Regions from separate parts of the Homo sapiens genome. Here region 2 is linked to region 1. Evidence: chromatin loops called from intact Hi-C (ENCODE). Cell type or tissue: mucosa of descending colon. All regions are shown on one strand. Each heading gives the region's core, and the rest is flanking DNA. Links, peaks and the distances in the headings are about the cores only. Region 1 holds the start of EN1 (engrailed homeobox 1). Region 2 has its middle 45 kb from the start of THORLNC.

The links. Peaks named below come from ENCODE experiments on the same cell type or tissue, not always from the same donor. Only the 100,000 strongest peaks of a DNase experiment are listed, where the experiment ranks them.
Region 2: a loop joins it to region 1, with 5 times the contacts of the local background. A loop is called at or near these places in 86 of 110 quality-filtered maps.

What each region holds. Positions count from the first base shown.
Region 1 is chr2:118,843,741-118,853,213 of GRCh38, reverse strand. EN1 (engrailed homeobox 1) reads left to right here and starts at 5,566. Exons shown (of 2, transcript NM_001426.4): 1 at 5,566-6,908. The coding sequence starts at 6,047. RefSeq lists enhancers at 2,427-2,979, 7,248-7,897, 7,898-8,547 and a silencer at 7,687-7,981. In mucosa of descending colon, for the core only: no CTCF peak of the experiment used is centred there; a DNase peak (open chromatin) is centred at 5,280.
Region 2 is chr2:118,226,975-118,236,447 of GRCh38, reverse strand. No RefSeq gene overlaps it. Among named protein-coding and RNA genes, the nearest start is that of THORLNC, 45 kb to the right of the region's middle. In mucosa of descending colon, for the core only: no CTCF peak of the experiment used is centred there; no DNase peak of the experiment used is centred there.

The DNA.
Region 1 (9,473 bases), core at 872-8,871:
AGGCGTAGACATTGAATTAACTCCGGATTTTTTCTTTTTTTCGGCGAAAGAGAAAGGGGTTAAACCCAAATTCGGGTCTGGGTTCTGGGGTTTGGGTAGGATTCAGTGTAAGCATAAAAAGCGGGATGTCAGATTAAAGTGAAGAAAAATAAATAGGGAATTGTATGTAGTCCTCTTGCTTCCCGGAGCAGCGAAGTCTAAAATTCTCAGCTCCAGAGGCCTGTCTGGCTGTGTGATACAGTCCCAGCGAGGTTTGAAATTCCGAGGGGGGCCAGTGAAGGCTCCTCTTCCCGTAATCCGAGCCAAGGGGCCCTGCGTCGGGCTCCCGGACATCCCCGCGCAGCCCGAAGGCCGCCTGCAAACCCGCGAGCGGCGACAGTTCGGGTGTTTGCACCCTGGCGCCCTCTGCGCCCGGCGCGGGCCTGTGGACAGCCGGCGGGGCTCAGAGAGGAAACCAGGGCCCCAGGAGCGCTTTCTGAATCCTGGCCACCGGGTGCAATGTACAGAAATCATTGATATCTTTCCACCGTTTCCCGCGGGGAGTCAAGAGGAGAAAGGTCTCAGTTTGTCTGAGCTTGAGAGAGAGAGAGGAGAGAGAGAGGCACTATTTCTAGAACAAAACGGTCCATGCTGTGAACTGCCTTAGATAAGAGGGAGAAAACTCTGGGGGAAGACCGGATGATGGGGACATAAATCCAAATACTGAAATCCACGAAGGTGACAACCTCCAACAGTGGGCTTTTTCTCGGGCTTTCTAGATACCTAGACATTTTTAGTCTTATTTCATATATACAGAAAAAAAGAAATCCTCCCTGTCCCTCACCCCCTTCAAGGAATGCTCTGAGTCCTCTACAAACAAAGCTACTGCCCCAATTTCAGGAGTCAACGGAGCATTTTATTTTGTCAGCAGAGCGTTTTATTTTCAATGGTTTGCCCCCCATGCACCCCCCGGCCACCGGTTTTTTTCCTTTGCTGCCTCCCCTAGTCCCACTCCACTTTGGACAGAATTGCTTAGGATCCCTAACCAATACCCAAACGAATCCCCAGCACCCACCCACCCCCACATTATTATGGGCTCCAGATGAAGACCGAAACCGCGAGCACTAATTGAATTAGTCTATTGAAAAAGACTGTCAGGTACAATGACGTGACTCGAGGCCCCACATTTCCCAAGGTCCATAGGCTTTGGGGACCTGCGATGTATAGTCTGACCTTGTAGCTCATAATAACGCGGCACTTGTAGCAGAAATCTCCTCGCATTCACTCCCAACAAAACCGCTGGTCATCCAGTCCCCGTAGGAAGGCTGCACGCTATTGTGTTGCGACAACTCATTCATGTCCCGCACCACGAGGCCCCACCGCCATCTGATCTACACTCGAAATGCGATTACCACCCTGTGCATGCAACATGCTCCTACTCCCAGCCCATGGCGCACACCCCTCGCCAGGCTGCAAGAATTTCTTTCGTAATTCTCCTTCTGGTCCTCATCCTCGAAAGAGAGGTGGAAACAAGCAGGACCCTGGCATTTGTCTTTGCTTACACAAAATCCAAAATTCTATGGACACACAGGCTGGTCTTCTTTTCTGAACAGCATACACCAAAACCCTCAGCAAATACATTTCTTCATGCCTGACTAGTGGGGCTGACTTGGGTGTACACATTAACATTCACATACATACAGGGGCCTCCTGCCACACACAACTACACACACACACACACACACACACACACACACACACAATACTTTTATAGACTAATTTTCTCTCTGGGTGGCTCTCACATACCAAGCAAATAAACACAAATATACACTCTGTTCCCCACAGCCACGGGCCACTCTTCAAGACCGCTGAGCGTTTTTCCCAAAATTAGAAAAGGAGAGAAAGAAAGGTAAAATTTCTCAGCCTTCACTCTGATAAACACATGCCAGTCTTCCGACTATATGATCCCCAAACTCCCCTAGCTAGCAGCTCCTCAAACAAGTATGCATCATTCTCCTCTGTTTGGCCAGGTGCCTTTTGCTCACTGGGAGCCCCTGCCTATCCTCAGAAAATGCAGGAAGTCCAAGGACTGGAGAAGGGAAGGACGGTTGGGGTCTCTCTCTGTCCTATTTACCCAACTCCCGATCACTGAAGGCCTCGTTGGGACCTCCTTCCTTCAAGTGAAAAAATGTAGCACCCCTCCCCCAACTTTGGCATTTGAGACAAAATAGAATCTTTATCTTTCTTGTCGTTCTCCACTTTTATCTGGGCTATCCCCAAGAAAAGGGTACTTGGGGACAATCAACTTATTGCAGAGACGCAGCCCAGTCCATGGCCTTCTGTGCGCCTCTAGCTCAGGTGACTGCATAGCTCAGAACTACAAGGCCATAGAAATACGCACTGGGTACCCCCACACTTCCCTACCTTCGGCCCAAGAGCAGATGGCATTTGGAGAAAGGGGCTCTATTCCATTTGAGTCAGGCTTCCCCACCTGCTACCTGCAGGCCCACCTCTCTGCCACCCCGGCCTGGGCATCTATCAAGTTGAAAGTAATTCCTTAGCTCCCAAAGGCAGAAACGAGTACCCCCAAAAGGACCGCCACACAAATATACCCACTCGTGCATATACAATCCTTTACACACACCCTAACCCTTTACTCACATACTTGTACACACAACTCACCCTGCCCGTAGTTCCTCACTCACACGCCCAATCCTGGGCTCACTCAGAGTCCTGTGAAACCCTCACCCATCCCTCTCGGCCAACATTTGTTCACTCAGCCCTCACACACTTCACTCGCATGCTTGACAAGACGCCAATGCGCTCACACAGAGTTCCCAATGGCATGTTCATTTGCAGGAGGGAGAAGAGGGCGTAGGGTCTGGGTGGAGGTCATGGAGCGCAGAGCGGCGCGGGGTACCGAGCGTCCGGCCCAGGCCGGGCCTCGGGGAGGTGGGGGGACGAGCCAGCGCGCAGAGTGCCGCCTAATCCAGCTCGAGCTCGTGGGCCGCGGGTGCATTTATCATCCCATTACTGTAACAAATCCGGGCTCCACTACATGAAAGGTAAAATGAATTACCGACGTTAAGCCGTCAATAAAGTCATTTCTGTAAATGGTGTCTCCAAAGGGCCGCCGTATTATTCAGCTGGCTTTATCAGCTGGCTGGAAATTACGTGGAGGAGCCGGGCCGCGCGGCGCGCGGGGCCGCTCACTTTGATTAAGCGTCTTGCCAGCGCGATGTGACAGAGCTTTTGACCAGGGTTTTATTCACAGGCCTGTGATGAACGCCAAGCTGATCAGGCGGAATGAAGAGTAATTAAAACCTATAAATTATCTTCCGCAGCCCTTCTCGAGGCGTCTCCTGCAGGCGAGATAAGGCGTCGAGACCCTATTTACCGCGCTGAAAGGGACCGCGGCGCACAAAAGCTACGCAGCTAAATAGGATATTGATAGTGTCCTAATTAGAATTTAATTAAGTACCCACGCTTGCTTGCGGGATAAAGATTTCAATTTTGCGAACTTAAATATAAATAAAATCCCACCCCCATTTCGGGGAGAAGGGGTGGGGGCGCCTGGAGATTTCGGGGAGCCCTTGGGTGTGCTACTGAAGAGGACTCGGGAGACTCCAAGGTGGGGTTGGAGGCGGCTTGGGAAGGTAGAGAAGACTGCAGCGCAGCGTTAGGGAGAGAGGTTTTCTCCCCTAGGCTGCAGCGCAAGTCTAGCCGGGAACTCAGCCCCGGAAATCGGGGGACCCTCGCCTGCTCCCAAGATGCGGTGAGCAATATAAATTCCTGCTCTCCACCAGCCCTTTTGAGAAACTTCAGCTACTGTGGTGGTGGTTCGGCTTGTTGTGGGTTTAGTTGCATGTTCCTCCTAGCCTAACCCTCTGTGACTTTTCTGGAAAACTGGAGGTAGGGGGATTCTTTCGCATGTCACAAATAGACAATATTTCCAAAGGGATCCTTTCTCTACTGTCCCAGTTGCGGAGGGCGTTCAGGGCGAGGAGGTCCGCTGGAGCTCTAAGATGACACCCCCGAAGGCCTCGTTTGCTGACGCCTTTCTCGGCCACCGCAGGCTTCAGCATAGTCGGATACTGGTCCTCCAAAACGAATCCGGAGACAAGTCCCGCAGGTGCCTAGAGCTTCAGTCCACACGCCACCCCCGTCCCTCACATTCCCGGTTATGAGAAAATTTTGGGGGTGCCTCGACCAGGAAATAGCGAAAAAGAGATCGGCAGACGGGAGAATGATAGCAGCTGGAGGAACGGCATTTCCCTCAAACTAGGGAAGAACGCACAGAGCTGGAGCCGGAGGCACCCAGGGAGTTGGGAGCAATCCCAGGAAATTCAGTCACCCGGCAATTGAGGGAAACTCCCTGTTCACAACTTCAGCTAGCCAGGGCAAATACTTGGGGTGCAGCGCTTTCATTTATTTGATTTTACTTTGCAGGGAAATCTAACACAGAGGTTACCCTGAACTCTAAAAGCTAGGGCCTAGCGCGCATCCGCGTTCTGACTCGCCGGCCCCGGGGCCCTCCTGAGATTAATCTGCGTTGCCCGGACTCCCACTGCCAGGGAAGGTCCAGGCAACTGGCTCTGGGGCTATTCCTAGCCCTCTGGGCTTGGCTCTATGGCGCCAGGGCAGCTCCAGGGTGTTGTCGAAAGTCTGGACCGGGAAGGGCATGGGTGCGGATTCCCCACAAAGGGAAAGCAATGCAGCGGGCCGGCAGGAGACGTACAAACGTAAACGTGCGACGCTAGCTAGGCGCAGCGGGCCTTTCAGATTTTGCTATTTGTGAAAAACAAATTGCGCCTCTGAAAGTAACCAACTCTAGGTCTATTTCACATCACCGACCTCCCTGTCTCACTCCCCCTCCCTCCACTACACACACCCAAACCCACACCCACCCACAAACACACAAACCGGCAGTGACAACAACCACCCATCCTTCAATAACAGCAACCAGAGACAGAGGAGAAAATAAAAAGCTGAGTTTCTTAGGCGTGGGGGTGCAAAACAGCCAGGCTCCTGCCTACTGCCCCTGCTCCCGTAGCTCACAGACCCATAATCCTGCATTTCTCTAACAAGTTGTTTATGGAGTTGCTTCTCCATTTGCCTACATCCCAAAATTCACCCCTCCCGGGTTTCTTCTGCCCCCTCCTGAGTCCCGGCCTGAAGGAGGGGGAGGGACGCGGGTGCGGGCGCGGGTGGGGGAGGGCGGACCCGACGCACAGGGCCAGCGCCGAGGCGCCCCCTCTCCGCCAGCGGTTGACGCCCCCGGATTATTTATCCGCAAAGTCCCGCGCGCGCCCATTGGGCCGAGGCCCGAGTGTCAGCGCGAGTCCCGGCTCGCCATTGGCTCCGCACACGTGCGGCCCTGACTCACGTGCTTCCGGTTTGAAGGCAAAAAGTGTGCCTGGGTGATTTTTTTTTTAAGCGAGAGAGTTTGTGCAAAGATCCGAGCTGTCAGAGATTTGAAAAAAAAAAAAAAAAAAAAAAAAAAAAAAACAGCCCGGCGCTGGCGGAGACGCGCTCTCCCTGCAAAAAAAGCAAAGGCGATTAAAGGCGCTGCCAGCCTCACGCTCTGGGCACAGCTGAGCGTGACACTCGGGGAAGTCAAACCCCTCACTACTGCCTAGGAAGATGGCTAGACTTTAAATACTATTTTTTTCCCTTTAAGAAAAAAATTATTGGAGCTTTTTTTCTTGCTTTCTTTTTCCTTTTCTTTTTCTTTTTTTCCTTCATTTTTTTGGCCGTGGCTTACTCCCCATTTAAATCAAATCATTGAATCTGGTTGCAGAAAGAAAAAAGAAATAGCCAAGTGTCTCCATATCTGGATGTCTACAAATTAGAGAGGGAGAGACAGCGAGATCTATCTGCTAGATAAGAACGAGCGATCCAGGCCAGACGCCTGAGCTTTTTTCCTGCACCCGCCCCGTGCCTTCGCTGAGGCTTCGCCTGCCTCCTTCCTCCGCGCACCCCCACGGGCCGCTGGCAAAGTGGGGTGGGGAGCGAGGCGGTGGGGGCGGGGGCCGGCGCGGCGGCCGGGGCGGCGGGGCGGCCGAGCATGGAAGAACAGCAGCCGGAACCTAAAAGTCAGCGCGACTCGGCCCTCGGCGCGGCGGCGGCGGCGACTCCGGGCGGCCTCAGCCTGAGCCTCAGTCCGGGCGCCAGCGGCAGCAGCGGCAGCGGCAGCGATGGAGACAGCGTGCCGGTGTCCCCGCAGCCTGCGCCCCCCTCGCCGCCCGCGGCGCCTTGCCTGCCGCCCCTGGCCCACCACCCGCACCTCCCCCCACACCCCCCGCCCCCGCCGCCTCAGCATCTCGCGGCGCCTGCTCACCAGCCGCAGCCAGCGGCCCAGCTGCACCGCACCACCAACTTTTTCATCGACAACATCCTGAGGCCGGACTTCGGCTGCAAAAAGGAGCAGCCGCCACCGCAGCTTCTGGTGGCTGCGGCGGCCAGAGGAGGCGCAGGAGGAGGAGGCCGGGTCGAGCGTGACAGAGGCCAGACTGCCGCAGGTAGAGACCCTGTCCACCCGTTGGGCACCCGGGCGCCAGGCGCTGCCTCGCTCCTGTGCGCCCCGGACGCGAACTGTGGCCCACCCGACGGCTCCCAGCCAGCCGCCGCCGGCGCGGGCGCGTCTAAAGCTGGGAACCCGGCTGCGGCGGCGGCGGCGGCCGCGGCGGCAGTGGCGGCGGCGGCGGCGGCCGCAGCAGCCAAGCCCTCGGACACCGGTGGCGGCGGCAGTGGAGGCGGCGCGGGGAGCCCCGGAGCGCAGGGCACCAAATACCCGGAGCACGGCAACCCGGCTATCCTACTTATGGGCTCAGCCAACGGCGGGCCCGTGGTCAAAACTGACTCGCAGCAGCCTCTCGTATGGCCCGCCTGGGTGTACTGCACACGTTATTCGGATCGTCCATCCTCCGGTGAGTACCCAACTCCGGGCTGCGCCATGCCTTCTGGCCCCGCGGACCGCCCCAGAACGCCAAGCTGCGGCGCTAGGGAGAGCAAACCCGGCCTCGGGTACTCCAGTCTCTCACGCCTGCTTCCTCACCCCAGTTCCAGTCACAACCGAATGTTCATCCAGCTATGCGATCCTGGCCTCTGCGGCCACCACCCGAGAAGCTACAGCTCGTGGCACAGGAGGCTCGGGTCTCGATTCTTTGATTTTGAACTCTGAATCCCTGGGGCCTTCTTTGTCTCTTATCTTTATTATTCTTAGGAAAAGTACATAGTCAGTGATTTTCTTTCCAGGGTGTTTAGATAAGGCAGGAAGGTGGGCCTAGTGATGTGTGTCTGAAATCCCACCAGCCTGATCGTCCGAAGGCCAGATTTGACCAGAGAAGGCCTTGTTCAGAAAAATTATATTCACTGTGTGTCCTTACAGACACAAACACCATCTCGATATTTTCTGCGGAGAGACCGTTTACATTGATAAACATGGGAAACACAGGAAGACAGGGAGGAAAGCGTCTGAAAGCCGTCCCTCTCCCCCGGCTGGGTAGCGAAAAGAGTCTGACCCGGGTGGGTAGAAACCAGGGAAAGGCAGTTGCCAAAAAGGTGGGTGCTGGCAGCCCCTGGTTTTCTGGAGCTGAAAAACAGTGGGAGAGGAGAGAAAACAGGTCAGGCTCAGGCCAGGAAGCGTGTCCAAGGGCATGAGAGCCAGTTTCCTCCGTAGCTTCTCCGCGGAACGGTTCCCGCATCCTCCCCGCGCGGCGCTTTCCTTTTTTCACCCGCACATCCAGCAGACTTCTGGCATCCGTAGGCCTGTTTTTCTCGGCTTTCCTTCCACCACTTTTCCGTGTGCCCCTCGCGCTTGGCGAACCCGAGGAGGAGACCTGAGCTGGGCTCCGGGAGAGAAGGCCAAGGCCTGCCTGACGCCCCGGCCCGCAGTGTCTGGGAGAGCGGCAGAAGCTTTGGCCCAAGATCAGCACTCCAGACACCCGGTCCGGCAGGGGGCCGGGAACAACGTAGCCACGCGCCGCTTTCCTCTGGCTGGTCTCTCGCCGCCCCACAGCTGCCGGCCGGGCGCGGATCGATGCGCACTATCAGCTCCCGCCATCTCGAGCCCCGTTATTGACACGTCGGGCTCCCTGAACCTCCGAAAAGCTGCTTTGATTGACTCGCCTGATGGATAGAGTGATTGAGCTGTCAGGCTGCACGGCTCGGGCTGGCCGGGAGACTAGGAACGATTTTATTACAAGAGTCCGTGCCTCTGCACACACATACAACAACACTTCAACATGTCCCGGATGCAGAACGGGCAGTGGGGCCTTTTTGGGGCTGTGTGCATTTCTTGGGCTATTTCTCCCCGCTCAGCTAATTACGAATCAAAACCCCAGTTCTGCTCTGGAGAGGGCCTTGGCTTTGTTCTTGGCCACTTTCCTTCTTATGGGCCTGGGTAGGTAGGGGACCAGCTCCTTCTCCTGCTTGGGCAGTTGGGGGAGGAGGGGATGAGCCTCGACCCAGATCTGAGTCGCTGCAGTATGCTAGGCCTGGACTCTTTGTCATAGGACAGCTGGTTACCCCAGCCTCCTGCCTGCCCCAGGAGTAGGCTGCCCAGCCTTCCTCTCTGTAGCTAGGTTTGGAGATGCCGGCAAAGATCCTTCTTTCCAGACAGTTTTAGAGATGAACAGGCCTGACAGGGACTTAACTTGGTTCAGCAAGCTACCATATCCAAGGCAGGACCCAGCAAGTAAATGCCAGAAGACTTGGGTGTGGAAGCAGGTGGGCAGAGGTGCAGGCTTTTGAGGCACACACCAACAGTTCAATCCTCTCCTGGTTTTCCCGCTTTCCCTCCCTCCTTTCTCAGTGGGCCCTCCTCCCAGACTAGTATTTGAGGGGAACTTCACCTTCCTAAGGAGGTTTCCTGTGGCCCCTTCCCATTCCTATCTGGTGGTCAAAGCACATTTTTTTTTTTCTGGATTGTCCCTGCTTCCCTCCCTCTCCTTTTTGCTCATAGGTGGGGGAAGGGGCTGCAGTCTCCTTGCAAATGTCATCAGTAGGCAGAGAAAGCCAATCCGGCTTGTTTTTGTTATTCAGGAGTTTTTAATCCTGAAATTGCATCAGTTGAAAGGGGAGATAAGGAAGACCCAGATAAGAGAGACCCTGCCCCACGCAGCCGGTTAGAGGAATGTGGAAGGCCCTCCCTTTCTTATTGGCACCATCCAAGGGGCAAGGCTGAAAACCCAGAGCCAGGGTCATGAGGATGGATCAGGGCCTTTTCTCCTTCAGAGAAGGGGTGGTCCCTGCATCCCTGAGACCCTAGAAAAGGCTTCCTTTAGGCCAAAGAGAAAGAAGGCGAGGAGGTGTGTGTGGGAGGGAGGGGTGCGGGGAGGGGGGCAGACACCAAATACTTTGGAGCTAAGCAGCCCTCTCCCAGCCGGCTCACTATCCCGTTGTTTTCTGAGGTCAATAGCTACAAGCAGATGGGGTCTTATTGTAGTTTCTCCTGTAGGTATGATTCTTGAGGAGGAGAGGAAGATTTGTTT
Region 2 (9,473 bases), core at 891-8,890, 620 kb after region 1:
ACAGCCACTAGTATCATCCTGGTAAAGCAAACATCTTGCAGGCACCTAGTGCCAGGCTGTCCATCCCTGATCACCTGGAGCACAGGGCTGCTCCAGAAAATGTGCTCTCTCACTTTCCCCTCAGGCTCAAGTCTTTAAGGAATTGATGGCAGGAGAAAAGTCTGACAGAGTAGCCAGGGAATGAGAATTGTCATTTGGAAATGATTCCTGACATGGGGCTAGGGCAGAGGTTACATTCTGACAGCATGCACTCCAAATCGTTTGTAAAGAGTCCTCATCATTTAGAGATACCTGCCGAACTATTACAGATGGAACACAATTTCTGGAATTTGCTTCAAAATAATTCAAGGGAAGCAGATGGGGACACAGATGAGTCAATGCAGGTGCATGTTCGTTGACACGGCTAAGTGATGGGTACATGGAGGTTCATGATAGCGCTTTCTTTTTGTGTGTATGTGTTGGAAATATTTCTTAATAAAAAGCTTACAATTTTTTATTTAGTAACTGTGTAAAGAGTTGACATAGAAAGCCTGAAACTGCTCTCCTTAGAAAGGTCTACTTGCAAGGGTGGCCCTTGACTGGCATCTTGAAACCTGGCTGGTAAACAGTTCCTTACATGGAAGTGAAACATTCTGTAACTGGTAAGAGTGGCTCACTGTGACATTCTTATCACAATGGGGTTTATGCTGGACATCTGCTTTCCTCCTGGGAGTCTGGAATTTCAGTACATGCTGGCAGAGTGACCAGCCCCCAATAAAAAAGCTTGGGCAAGGAATCTAATGGGCTTCGTTGGGCTGAAACATCACACACATGTTGCTGCATTTTTGCTGCTTGGGGAAAAGTGGGCAGTGTGTGAGCCCTCTAGGAGGGAGTGAACATAAGGAAGGCTGTGCATGGATTCCCCCAGGCTCTGCTTATGTCTTTCCCCCTGTGATCTGCCTGTGTACCCCTACCACATTGTACTAAAACTTAGAAGTGGTGACAAACAAATGCTGAGTTCTGTGAGTCCTTCTAGTGGATCTCCAAACATGGAGGTGGTCTTGTCAACCCCCAACATAATAACTGTATTAGTCCATTTTATGTTGCTATAAAGGAATACCTGAGACTAGGTAATTTACAAATAAAAGAGGGCTCATGGCTTTGCAGGCTGTACATGAAGCATAGCACCAGCGTCCACTTCTGGTGAGGCCTGAGGAAGCATTTAATCATGGTGGAAGGCAAGGGGAGCCAGTGTGTCACTTGGAAGAGAAGGAGCAAGAGAGAGAAAGGGAAGGTACCAGCCTTTTTTTAACAATCGGTTCTCATGTGAACTAATAGAGCAAGAATTCACTCATTGCTGAAGGGAGGGCACCAAGCCATTCATGAGGGATCTGCCCCCATGACCAAAACACCTCTCATTAGGCTCCTCCTCCAACATTGGAAATCACATTTCAACATGAGATTTGGAGGGAATAAACATCCAAAATATGTCAGTAAACAACATTTTAAAATTAGGAGATTTTATATAAAAGTCTGGATTTCCAATTTGTCTTGAAAAAGTAAGAGTTCTGGCAACCCTAGGTCTTTACCTGGAGTTGAACATGGCCTTTCCAGTTCAACAGCTCCCACTCAAACAGCTTCAGTTGTTTATATTATCTGTCTAGCCCCTGCAAGCTTTTGAGTTTTAGACCCTTGAACAGGAGGAGGGGGTCTTGACAGGTGCTTCAGAAACACAGGTTCCTGAGGCTGTGTTCATTAAGAGGAATTGACCTGCCATCCATTATAGGTCCCTTGAGCCCTTCAAGTCCAACAGATTCAGCAAGTATTTACAAACAATGTTTACTAGGCCTTGGGCTCATAATATTAGTGACAATAATAGTACTTATCATTTACTTGCTCTTGCCAGGCTTTACCCACATGGTTACTAATCCTGGCGACATCTCATGATCACCAGTTCCCAAAGTGATTCAGTCTACTATCACTAGGTGTCTATGCCAGGTGCAGGCAAAGTCCTAGGTAGTGGGAACACAAGGACAAATAAGACAAAGCCCCTGCCTCATGACCTCACATTTTTGTCAACAAATACAAACATGAAATTAATCGACAAAGGAATAAATATGATATATGTCAGGCAATAAGTGCTGTGAAGTGAAATCAAGCTTGCAGAGGGCCCAGAGAGGGACCTGAGGATGTGTGGCCAGGAAGACAATATTTCAGAAGATAACATTTGAGCAAAGAACTGAATGAGGTAAGAGTGGGAGCCATGCAAAGGTCTGGAGAAATAGCTTCCCTGGATCAGAAAGAGCATGTGCAAAGTTCCTGGGGCAGAAGTGAGCTTTGCTGGGCTGGGTTGTGAAAGCTTGGTGAACAAGAGAATGAAGAGATCAGCAGCCAGATCATATGGGTCCTACAGGCTGTGATGAGGCCTTGCAGATGTTATTCTGGGTGAGAAGAAAAAGTATTAGAGGATTTTGAGAAGGATGTGGAAGCATAGGTAGAAACTGAAGCTCTGAGACAGTAAATAACATTGTCCATAAGTGGCAGAGTCGGAATTCAGTCCCATGTCTATCTGAGTCCAAAGAGAGTCTAGGGTCCATGCCATTGCAAAGGCATAACATGGGAACATTTCCCTTCTTTTAAAATGTTTCTTCTTTTAAAAAATTTCCCAACGAAATTCTCAGTTTCCCTTCACTTTGGAACCCACTCTTATAACACCACAGTGCATGGGAATTTCCTAGCCCGAGAAGAGGACATCTATCAGGTTCAGCTTGTTGGCCAAGATCAAGTGTAGGTGGATGCTCCTTAATGATCATGAAAAATTGTGAACACAGTTGCATGTACCACATGAACCCATACATGACAGCTTGTATGTAAATGCAGTTTTTATCAGTTAAATCACTTGAAAGTCACCGATATGCTTGCTACCTAAAAGAATCTAAAAGAAAGCCTTAGTTAAGGGGAGGGAAAAAACCATCTTGGAACACAAATAATGACAAACCATTCTTCTTTCTTCTTCCAGAAGTATGGTTTCTGTACCTCAGGTTTTCTTAAAGCAGTGGATGCCTGAACTATTCTTGTCAGCATCACTGCGATATATCACTATTATTAAGATATACAACATTAGATATGGCATGATAAGGTTTACATATGATTAAATCCCCCCCTTGGTGGAGAAGTGTCTACAACACAGAATGGAACTGGCTCATCAAATCTCGAGAGTTTACACGACCTCTTTAGAATTTCAATTCTCTCCTCGCTGTCACATTAAAACAGTACCCAGGGACACTGGGACACTGGGATTTTTTAGTCCTGCATTTGAATTGTATCTGGCCAAACAGAACCAGCCTCGAATTCCCCAGAGGACTCCCACAGGAAGCAAATGTAGGTGTGTCCTCTGCGTGCTGATGATCAAAGAGAGAAACCAACTTTTGTGCCAGCAGCTCTTGATTATTCAGGGGCGGATGATCCAATTTGTGGATTAGCTGGGCCTCTCGGCCTTTCCTGATTTCACTGATCATTAGCCCATGGACCCCTCGGGCCAGGAAGATAAAAGGAGCACCAGGCAAAGCGGTCCAGTGGCTTCTTGGCCGCTCTGGTAAAAGGGGGCAGGGCAGAGGCAGTCGTATGCAGTAGGGAAAATGAGGTTTGGGGATTATCCGGATTTCAATGAGCTCACTTCTCCATAGCCCCCTCGCCCCCCACCTGAGCCCCTATCGCTGGGTAATGAACAGTTTACCTTGGATGGAGTGGGCCCTAGAAACAGCCCAGTGGATTTTGAATGTGATATTTCAAGGGCCTTGGGTCCAGGAGTGTGAAGTTGCCCTTTACAGGGTGGGAGACCCTGGAGAATCAATCTCCTCATTGCTTCTTTGCTGAGTGTGTCAGGGCAGGCATGGGGGGTGGGAGACACTGCCTTTTACAAGAACCTCTCTGCCCTACACAATCGCCAGGCTCTTAGCCCTAGAATGGGGATAGTCCATCCTCTTACAGGGCATTTCCTGGGGTTCCAAGAGCTACTGAGGAGGAGGAGGGGTAAGAGGGAGAGAGACAAGGAGGAGAAGAAGGAGAGAAAGGAGAAGAGGAAGGAAGAGGGAGGGAGGAAGGGAGGCTTCAGTCCAACCTGAATAGGCTTTTGATTCCAAGACAGTTCTAGAATAGTCCTTCTCAATATTCTGATCAGACTGATGAATAAGCACTATGGAGATCATAAATCTAGATCCTCAGGGGAGTAAAGCCATCAGGAAAGAGGGCCAGAGGCATTCTGGCAGAAGGAGAGAAGCAGGTCTTTAAAGGCAAGATCTGCCATTTATCCACTGGGACTTTGGGCAAGTTATTCTCAAAGCCTCCATTTCCTCATAGGAACAGTCAGGATAACAAGAGTGAAGATTTCTTCACGCTGCTGAGGGAAAGAACTGAGATTCCCAAGTACAGGACCAGCCCAGTATGGGACTCGTGGAAAGCATGGTAGGGATGAGTAGAGTCCAGAAGGAGCAGGCAAGTCCGAGCCACACCCACATTCCCTGCACTCCATTCCTGGCCCCTGAGTGGCTGGCTGGCTCCACCACCACTTGATGTTTCAGCCATTCTCAGCAGCGAGGCATCGGAACACCCTGGGCTCATCTATGGCCTTTCCTAGACCCATAGTGTGGCAACAAGGAGTTGCACTGGGGATTTTGAAACGCAGCTCCTAAATGGCACTGGCTTACTCCATGATGTTGAGAGGCCCTTTCTTAACCTGTGTTGCTTTTCTTTAAATGGGAGCAAGAGCTCCTCTTTGAGCAGTGTGAATTGAACATTGAAAAGTGTCATAAATTAAAGGACAAAGGCAAGGGGCTAGGGGATCTGAATTCTTTTTAATTACCCCCCAAAATCTTTATAATTGTCAGTTTTCAGCAAATATATATTCAGGAGCTGTGTGTCTAGCCATGAGCCTGGCAAGTGGATTACATAGAGCCTGATGCCCAGGGTGGGTGGGGGTGACCCCTGGAGCCTCTCCTTGTCCTCAAGGCTAAGGAGGTATAGGTTGATCTCTTTCAATGCCCTTAGCGGGCTGTGCTCAGTGCCGGAAGCCAGAGTGCGGAGGGAAGGTCAACACTTTCCCTAGCCAGAGACAGAAGGATCAAGAGCTGCAGTTCTCAAATGTTTTGGTCTCAGAATCCCTTTACACTCTTAAAACTTATGTGGTTTATGTCTACCTATAATACATATAAAAATATATAAATATACTTTATTATACAATATAATTATATGTTTACATATATAAATATATCATATATACATATATAAACATAATACATAAAATATAATGTTTATATATAAAATAGGTTATATATTATATAAATCAACTATATACTTATATAAATATATAATATATATTATATGTTTATATGCAAACATATAAATACATAATATATAGACATACATAAATATAAATATATATATATATAGAGAGAGAGAGAGTTTATTTGTTTGAGACAGGGTCTTGCTCTTTCGCCCAGGCTGGAGTGCAGTGACACGATCTTGACTCACTGCGACTCCTCCTCCCAGGCTCAAGCAATCCTCCCACCTCAGCCTTCCAAGTCACTGGGACTACAGGCACATGCCACAATGCCTAGCTAATTTTTGTAATCTTTGTAGAGACGGGGCTTCGTCATGTTGCCCAGGCTGGTCTTGAACTCCTGGGCTCAAGTGATTTGCCAGCCTTGACCCCCCAAAGTGCTGGGATTACAGGCGTGAGCCACCACGCCTGGCCATATGTCTATTTGTATTTATTTATTTATCATTAATTTTTTTGAAACAGGGTCTCACTCTGTCTCCCAGGCTGGAGTACAGTGGCACAATCATGGCTCACTGCAGCCTCAACCTCCCAGCTCAAGCAATTCTCCCACCTCAGCCTCCCAAGTAGCTGGCACTACAGGTATACACTCCCATGTCCGGCTAATTTTTGAATTTTTTTGTAGAGATAGAGTTTCACCATTTTGCACAGGCTGGTTTTGAACTTCTAAATTCCAGTGATCCACTTGTTCGGCCTCCCAAAGTACTGGGCTTACAGGTGTGAATAACTGCACCCGGCTATATTTATCACAGCAGAAATTAGTATGTTAGTATGGAAATTGTTTGACCTTTCCAACCCCCTGAAGGGGTCTCAGAGACCTTCAGCTTTTCCCGGACCACACTCTGAGAACTGCTGCTCTGGCATTGCGCTGCCCAGACTTTGCTGTGCCCACATGACACCTGGAATCATGCTAAAATGCAGGTTCTAATTCAGTAGCTCTGAGGTACATAGTAAGACCACACTGCTGACAAGTTTCCAAGGGATGCTGATGCTGCTGGCGCTTGGGCTCCACTTCGAACAGCAAGGCCACAGAGATCGGAGGACAAAAAGTTCATCTTTGGCTAGTGTGCTCTTACATCCGGCCTTACAAATTGGACAATTTAATTTAAAATGGTGGACATGGGTAGAAAGGCCATGCTGAGTGGCGAAGATGGCATAAGCAAAGGTACATATGTAGGAAAATGCAACTTCAGCCGAAGTGTAGGTTCATAAAAACCCCAAGCTGCCCACTGCTCCAACCCCTAGGCTATGTGTAGCTATGTGTAGCTTCCAGTCCAGGCAGAGAAGCCACTGGTCTCAGCATCTCAGGGAAAGGGGTATGAGACCTATCCCCATCCAATACCATGATCAACAAACATCTATGAGTACCAGCAAGAAACAAGTAACTCCAGTGGACCTCAGCTAGCCTTAATTTTCCATCATCCATCCTCACTTCAATTTTCCCTTGGGAGTCATCATTTTTCCACATTCAGTCTAAGTAGTTTGGGTGGAGTTGACCCAAGGTAAGAACAAGATAAGAATCAAAGCACAACTCCCTCTGGCCACAGTGATGAGTTCAAGAATGGGCACAGGACCCAAAGGAGGCCACTGAGAGCCTTCCTGGGCCTTCTCATGGTTTTACAGAGAGACCACATGAGGAGGCCACCTAGAGAGACATGCCCAAGGGGTCCCAGCTGTCTGAGTCTTCCCAGCCCAGGCTCCAGACACATGAGTGAAGAAGCTTCCCAGATGACCTCAGCCCCAGAACCACCTGACTACAAGTGTCTGAGGAACCCTAAGCAAGAACTGCCTCACGGAGCCCAGTTGACCCTCGGATTCAAAAGCAGAATAAATGTGTGTTGCTTCAAGCCACTGTTTTGAGCCATTATTAGTATGCAATAATGGCCAGAACTGGGTCTGTTTGGCTTACCTATTAATTCCAGGGCTAAAATACCAGGAAACAAATCAAAGGCCAGGACAAAGACGCCACTGCACAAAGAACAAGTTCCCCAACTGTCTTTGCTTTGGACCAGCATGTTGGTTGTAGATTTTGTCAACAAGCTCTCACTGTGTAGCAGCCATCAAATAAGCTTTTCATGAGAATTAAGCCAAACAGTCCAGGCTGCAGTGGGAGCAGAATGAGCTTTCCATAAAGTTTGGTGGTCTCCATGATAACACAGGACACTGCTCGTTCACTGATGTTGTACTCGCTCAATTAGTTTCTTCATCTCAGATTGTAAAATCTGGATGGAAGGAGACATTTCTAATACTTCTTCAGGGTTCCAAAGCCTGTGGTAGACTGTAAGACACATACTGGGTGCTTGATAGACATTTGTCAACAGCTTGCCTGATTTAAATCTGGGCCTTATATTTCACATGGGGAGGCCATGGAAGCCCACAAAGCAAATGGAGGGTCACATTGGCCAACGGTTTTCTCTGATGGTACAGAGGTAAATGTCCACAAAAAATATTGGGTAGTAGAGGAAGACAGTTGACAACCCTTACATAACCTCCAAAGGTCTTAGAGAGCACAGAGTTGGAGTTGATAGACCAGGATTGAAATCCTGACTCAGCCATCAGGAAGCTGGAGGCATTCGGTGAGGCCCAGCCCCTACAAGTCTCAGCTTCCTTATCTGTAAAGTGGGAGTAACAGTACCTAGAAGATTGTGGTGATTAAGTGAGACATTCAATATAAGGCATATGTTGACATGTGGCAGGCACTCTGTAAATAGAAATCATCATTGTTATCATTAGCTGCACATTTGGGAATAAAACTCCTGGCTTACTTACTTTACATGGCAGTTTTGTGGATCAAGGGAGAATAGACAGAATGATGCTTTAAAAATATTAATAAAGTTCAATGTCAATAAAGTTATTAAAAACCAGAGTAAGGTCTAAATCATCTGACATAAATATCCCTTCTGTTTGCACATGCAAAGCAGAATGCAGAATGTGAGAAAAAAGAGTTGGGGAAAACCCAAAGCAAGAGGCACATCACTGATCCACTCACACAGAGCTGGAAAGAACCTTTAAAATCACCCAATTCACCTCGTTTTTCAGGAAGGGAACTAGGGCAGAGAGTGCCGCTGCATGGATGAGGCCACACAAGCTAGCAGGCAGGACCAGGAAGGGAACTCCCAACCCACATGCCCAGTCTGGTGCCCTTTTCACTATTTATCACCTTTCTGGCTTGCATTTGCTGTGTGATAATCTAGGTATCTGCCCATCAGAACATTCTTAAGCAGACACTGGATGCAACTGAAAAGTAAACAAATGCCAGATCAGTTTCATCGTTGGAACATTTCCTCACTTCCTGGCAGTTGCGGAGAAAATGCCTCTGGGGTATCTTTCTCTAATTTTCTTTCTCAATAATGGTATAAAAATGGTAACGAATGCTAAGGAGGAGTAATGTGTCTTGGGGAAAATTTAGCTTCTACAAGCTGGTTTTCCGTCCACCCTACAAAGTCACTGAGCTCTGGGATGCTGGCTTTCTAAGTCTGGCTGAAGCTCAACCATGAGGCCAAGTGCCCAGCTTTGACAAAGAAAGCTCTTCAACACTGGAAGAAAGATCGTCAATGTTGGTGTCTGAGTTTCTCTGTTATAATGAAGTGTTCAATGTTTTAAACACTGCTGCAATGAATGTAATGGTAGATTTAAAAGCTTTTTTTTTTTTTAAATTGAGATGGAGTCTTGCTCTGTTGCCCAGGCTGGTGTGCAGTGGTGCAATCTTGGCTCACTGTAACCTCCGTCTCCTGGGTTCAAGTGATTCTTCTGCCTCAGCCTCCCGAGTAGCTGGGACTGCAGGAACGTGCCACCACACCCGGCTAATTTTTTGTATTTTTTTTTTGGTAAAGATGAGGTTTCGCTGTGTTAGCCAGGATGATCTCAATCTCCTGACCTCGTGATCCACCTGCCTTGGCCTTCCAAAGTGCTAGGATTACAGGCATGAGCCACCGCGCCCAGCCTTAAATGCTATTTTAATTTCTTGCATATAACGAGGCTGTCTTTTATTCTCTGGTTACCCAGGTTTGAAAGCCCAGTCACCTCTGACCTGCCTCTCTGCTTTGAGCTCCATGTGCTTTGGCCATCAAATCTTACCAAATCATTCTTTCTCTCCATCCCCATAACACTGGCCTGTAGCAGCCCTCATTCCTTATGACCACCATAGCCTCCCACTGGG